2 separate regions of the Homo sapiens genome follow, and region 2 is linked to region 1. The links are chromatin contacts, found by Hi-C or POLR2A ChIA-PET in ENCODE. All regions are on one chromosome and are shown on one strand. The core of a region is the stretch at or near the end of the contact, and the rest is flanking DNA. Distances in the headings are between cores, read along the strand shown. Region 1 holds the start of AQP5-AS1 (AQP5 and AQP2 antisense RNA 2). Region 2 has its middle 29 kb from the start of LIMA1.

What was found. A loop is a pair of places that touch in the nucleus more often than their neighbours do. ChIA-PET counts read pairs that join two places held with the same protein, here RNA polymerase II (POLR2A). Pooled maps may share reads with other maps.
Region 2: a map with no recorded cell type shows a loop between it and region 1 (2.3-fold over the local background). The contact joins the enhancer-like site here to the promoter of AQP5-AS1 in region 1. A Hi-C loop is called at or near these places in 1 of 168 maps with a recorded cell type or tissue (mammary epithelial cell), 2 of 37 single-sample maps with no recorded cell type and 9 of 50 pooled maps. POLR2A ChIA-PET finds 5 or more read pairs at or near these places in 2 of 52 experiments (Panc1 and activated T-cell).

The regions. Positions count from the first base shown.
Region 1 is chr12:49,961,481-49,964,180 of GRCh38, reverse strand. AQP5-AS1 (AQP5 and AQP2 antisense RNA 2) reads left to right here and starts at 1,398. Exons shown (of 3, transcript NR_110591.1): 1 at 1,398-1,514. AQP5 (aquaporin 5) reads right to left here and starts at 2,309. Exons shown (of 4, transcript NM_001651.4): 1 at 1,801-2,309; 2 at 525-689; 3 at 6-89. The coding sequence starts at 2,163.
Region 2 is chr12:50,311,006-50,313,705 of GRCh38, reverse strand. No RefSeq gene overlaps it. Among named protein-coding and RNA genes, the nearest start is that of LIMA1, 29 kb to the right of the region's middle. Within about 2 kb of position 1,310, at least 2 of the 41 ENCODE cell types and tissues checked have a DNase peak (open chromatin) inside an H3K27ac peak, as active enhancers do.

The DNA.
Region 1 (2,700 bases), core at 149-2,648:
CTCACCCAGTGAGCGGGGCTGAACCGATTCATGACCACCGCAGGGCCAAAAGAGCGGGCTGGGTTCATGGAGCAGCCAGTGAAGTAGATCTGGATAGAGACAGGGCGGTGGAGAGAAAGGCAACATCCTGGTCCACTCCCACAGAATCTGGACTCTCTCAAGGTTACACTGCAGTCCAGGGGCTCAGCCAGGTCTCAAACTCAGGCTGGCAACCTCTCCCTCCAAGGATCCCAGCTGCTTGGTTAACCATGGACCCTTAACTACGCCCTCCTCTCTTCTCTGCTCTGAGGTTGGGTTTGATTCCTGTCCCATCCCACCTCCTACTTACTCCCATCTTTCCTCAGCCCAGAGGTTTTGGGGGGATCAATTCTGGGGCCCAGTAGGGCCAGAGTCCAGGAGCCCTAAATCCAGGCCTTAAACTCTGCTGGACTCATCCATCTGAAGTGGGCTCCGCTCCAGGGCTCCATTATTTGCCTTGAGTGCCTGCCCCACCCTCACCCCAGCCCAATGTCGGTACTGCTCACTCCGACAAGGTGGCCCAGGGTGACAGACAGGCCAATGGACAGGGCTGGGGAGCCCACAGGGCTGGTGCGGCGGGAGTCAGTGGAGGCGAAGATGCAGAGTGCCAGCTGGAAGGTCAGAATCAGCTCCACCACCATGGCCTGGCCCTGCGTTGTGTTGTTGTTGAGCTGCAAGGGGATAGCGGGTTAGGACCCCGGCCACCTTCTGGCTGTATAGCCAGGGGCTCGGGGAGTAGGGCTTTTGGCCTCCAGGGACACTTAGAGCACCTTGGCACCTGGAAGCCAAGTCCTGTGGACATCGCCCCAGCGAAGCCATTTGTTAAAGACACTGTACATTTCATAGTTTGCACAGGCTTGAAGCTCAGGCCTGTGGCCAAAGGGCAGAGCGTCAGGGTAGCTTTTCCTGGACACGGGCCTATCAATGGCTCTGCCCAACCCCCAGCCCCCATAAGCTGGCATTTACCCTCCATCCTGTGGGCAGCTGCCCGGTTTGCCTGCCTCACACCCCATCCCGGCCTCCTGCCCGTGCCTGGCCCCATGCCAGTGCCAGCCTTAAACCCGTCTCTCCAGTGCGGCTGACTCACAGCTTGACAATGGCCAAGCAAATCCTCCTCTGTGTTTGATTAATGAACCCAGTTTGCATGGGGTTGGGGGCTGACTCTGGGGCTGCAGGAGGTGGGAGGGAGGCAGGGGTGCGGGGTTGAGGGGAGGAGCACAGGTTGGGGAAAGAGGGAACCAATACTCAACAGAAACTGCTCTGCACTGGCCCCACATTAGGGGGTTCCTATCTACGGTTTCTAAATGTGAGCCCCTTGACACCTGCTGTGGCAGACACAACCATCCCCATGGAGGCGCTGAGAACAATGAAGCACAGACAGGCCAGGGTCACCCAAAGCCGTGATGACAGCCCGCTTTTCTCTGGTGGTTCTACTCAACCGCTCCACTGAGGTGATGGGAGAGGTGAGGGGCCCAGGAGGAAGGTGGAGCTCAAAGGTGAGACAGGAGGAGGCAGAAGTTTCTGGCAGGAGAGGAGGGGTAGCAGGCATTGGAGAGAGACCAGGGTGGGCCAGCATGAGGGGAGGGGGAGAGGAGGTGGGCAGGAAGGGAGCACATATCAGCCTGGAGAGTTGCCTTCCTGGCCTTGGGAGGCTCTTGCCTTCCTGGTGAAGGGTGTGGGCTGGCCCACTCTGCGGCACCCCTTTTTTCCAGGTGGGGTAAGAGGCCTGGTCCTGAGCCCACCCCAGGGTCGAGGCTCCCACCCCCCCCCCAGGGCACTCACCGCGTTGACGGCCAGATTGCCCCGGGCATTGAGCGGTGCCACACCGTAGAGGATGCCAGCCCCGGCAATGGCGCCCACCAGCTGGGCCGCCACGTAGAAGAAAGCCCGGAGCAGCGAGATCTGGTTGCCCACCAAGAGGGCCAGGGTGATGGCGGGGTTGATGTGGCCGCCGCTCACGGGTCCCAGGGCCTGGGCCAGCGTGCCTATGGCCAGGCCAAACGCCAGCGCGATCTGCAGGATGGTAGGCAGCGCCGACGGCCACTTGAGGGCCGAGCCCAGGCCAAAGAAGACGAAGATGAGGGTGGCCAAGAACTCTGCGAACACGGCCTTGAGGAAGGCCACGGAGCACACCTCCTTCTTCATGGTGGCCGCGGGGGCCCGGCGGCAGCTGCCGCGGCGGGGGGCGCCCGTTGGGTCGCAGGCGGCGGAGGAGGTGGATGCGGCGGGGGCGGGGGCCTGGCTGCGGGGCGCCGCGCACTGTCCCGCGCCCACTCCGAGGCTGGCGGCCTGGCGCGGGCCCTGCTGGGGCGCGCTATATAGGGGGCGGGCGGCCGGGCGCGGGGCCGGCGCGGGGGGGCAGGGGGCGGCTCCTACGCTCGGGGGCCAGCGCGGCGCGCGGGTTGGGAGGCTCCAGGCCGCTGCGGGCCCGCCGCTCTCCGTCGTCCAGCGCAACCCCGGCGCGACCCCCGCCCCCCGGCCGGGGCAGCCGCCGGCCCGTCCGGGCCACGTGACCCAGGCGGCGGTGTAGACCGGCCCAGCGTCCCGGGCCCTGCGCATGATGCGCCCAGGTTGGCTCCCGCGCTCTCCTCGGTGCCGTGCGCCCCGGACTCCCTGGGAGACGGGGCTCGGTCCCGGCGCTTCACTCCGACCTCGGGGCGTCTAGCTCCGCCGGCCTTTACC
Region 2 (2,700 bases), core at 61-2,560, 350 kb before region 1:
CCCAAAACAGAAACCAAGACAAACTACAGGATACATAAGTGTAGTGGATGCTATGGTATGTTCCCTAAATACCCACTTCGGGACTGGAGCACTCATACTTCAAGTTGCTGGTAATGGTGGCTGAATCCTTCTCTGGGACTCAAAGGGAATCCCTCCACCCAAGGCAACACCCTGTCCCAAAGATCCATCTGCATGTAGTGACAGGTCCATGCCAAGATATAGAAGCCCTTGCCTCAGGGTGAGACAACTCTGACAGGGGATTCTGACTTGAAAGCTCCCCACGGGATTGGCTGAGATCTTTATTGCAACTGCATCATGGTCAGCGGTGTGCTGGAACTGGCTCCTACTGGCTTGTGAGAACCAATTGTTACGGTTTTAGGAATTTTGCAAGCAGGTTGTTAAACACAGCCATTATTAAAACTTAAATTACATATACTTAAAACTAAATAATATTCAAAACCAAGGTAATAAACACTCAATACATATTACTTTCTAATTATTTTACTACATGTACTATTATCTGTTCTTTAGAGATTGTCTATATATACCTGAAGGGGTGCTACTATGCATTTTTATTTTATTTTATTTTATTTTATTTTGAGATGGGTTCTTGCTTTGTTGCCCAGGATAGAGTGCAGTGGCACAATCATGGCTCACGCAATCCCCTCCTCCCAGGCTCAAGCAATCCTCCCATCTCAGGCTCCCAAGTAGCTGGGACTATAGGCAGGCACTACCATGCCCGGCTAATTATTTTATTTTATTTTTTAAATTTTATTTATTTATTTTTTGAGATGGAGTCTCACTCTGATGCCCAGGCTGGAGTGCAGTGGCGCAATCTCAGCTCACTGCAACCTCTGCCTCCCAGGTTCAAGCGATTCTCCTGCCTCAGCCTCCCAAGTAGCTGGGATTACAGACGGGCACCATCACGCCCAGCTAATGTTTGTATTTTTAATGGAGATGGGGTTTCACCGTGTTGGCCAGGCTGGTCTCAAACTCCTGACCTCAAGTGATCTGCCTGCCTCGGCCTCCCAAAGTGCTGGGATTACAGGCATGAGCCACCGCGCCAGGCCAAATTTTTTTATTTTTTTTGTAGAGAGAGGGTCTCGCCATGTTGTTCAGGCTGGTCTGAAACTCCTGAGCTCAGGTGATCCACCTGCCTTGGCCTCCCAAAGTGCTGGGATTAGCTACTATGCATTTCTTTCCAGCTCCATGTTCAGTAACATCATGTTGCCAATTTTCAGTTAGCCATGATATAAATATTTACACACTGATTGGGCGCGGTGACTCACGCCTGTAATCCCAGCCCTTTGGGAGGCCGAGGCGGGTGGATCACTTGAGGTCAGGAGTTTGAGATCAGCCTGGCCAACATGGTGAAACCCTGTCTCTACTAAAAATACAAAAAAAATTAGCTGGGCCTGGTGGCGGGTGCCTGTATGGAGGCAGAGGCCAGAGAATCTCTTGAACGTGGGGGGCAGAGGTTGCAGTGAGCCAAGATCACGCCACTTCACTCTAGCCTGGGCAAAAGAGTGAAACTCCATCTCAAAAAAAAGAAAGACATATTTATACACTGGAAATTGTCAAATGTTACAAATCAAAGCTTTCCTCCCCCAAGAGCCAGTTGTTAACTATTTACTAGCACATCACTGATTACAGTTCAGCTGTTACTCTTGTCCAATCCTCCTCCTTTCACTTTGTCACAACTGTCGATTCCAAATGTGTACATGTCTCTGTCTTAGAATCTGCGTCCCAGAGAATGTGACCTCAATCAACAAAAAGAATAGTAAGGACCAAATATATAATGTGAGATATAGAGTGTGGAAATAAGAAAGGCCAAGAAAAATTAAAAAGATTAAAAAGATTGAAAACAAAGTGATAAAATAATCAAACCAGATCCAACATATGTATTTCTGGATGCCATGAAGAAGAAAACAAAAGTAATGGAATAGAATTAATATTTACAACTATAATTCAATTAACACTTTGGGTGGAGGTGGGAGAAGACATGACTCTACATACTGGAAGAGCAAACCATGCATCAAATAAAATAAACCCAAATTGGTTAACTCTAAGATATATCCTAGAAAACTATTATTCTTTAGTCCTTTATGTTTTTAAGACAGGGTTTTGCTGTGTTGCCCAGGTTACAGTGCAGTGGCAGAATCATGGCTCACTGCCGCCTCAACCTTCCAGGCTGAAGCGATTCTCCTACCTCGGCCTCCCAAGTAGCTGGGACCACAGGTCCATGCCACCATGCCTGGCTAGTTTTTCATTTCTTCTTTTCTTTTTTTTTTTTTCTGAGACGGAGTCTTGCTCTGTCGCCCAGGCTGGAGTGCAGTGCTGCGATCTCGGCTCACTGCAACCTCCACCTCCCGGGTTCAAGCAATTCTCTGCCTCAGCCTTCTGAGTAGCTGGGACTACAGGCGCCCGCCACTACACCTGGCTAATTTTTGTATTTTTAGTAGAGATGGGGTTTCACCATATTGGCCAGGCTGGTCTTGAACTCCTGACCTCATGATCCACCCACCTCAGCCTCCCAAAGTGCTGAGATTACAGGCGTGAGCGACCCCACCCAGCCTGGCTAATTTTTTTTTTTTTTAAGTCAAGATCTCACTCTGTTGCTCAGGCTGGAGTGCAGTGGTGTGATCATAGCTCACTGCAACCTCAAACTCCTGGGCTCAAGCCATCCTCCTGCCTCAGCCT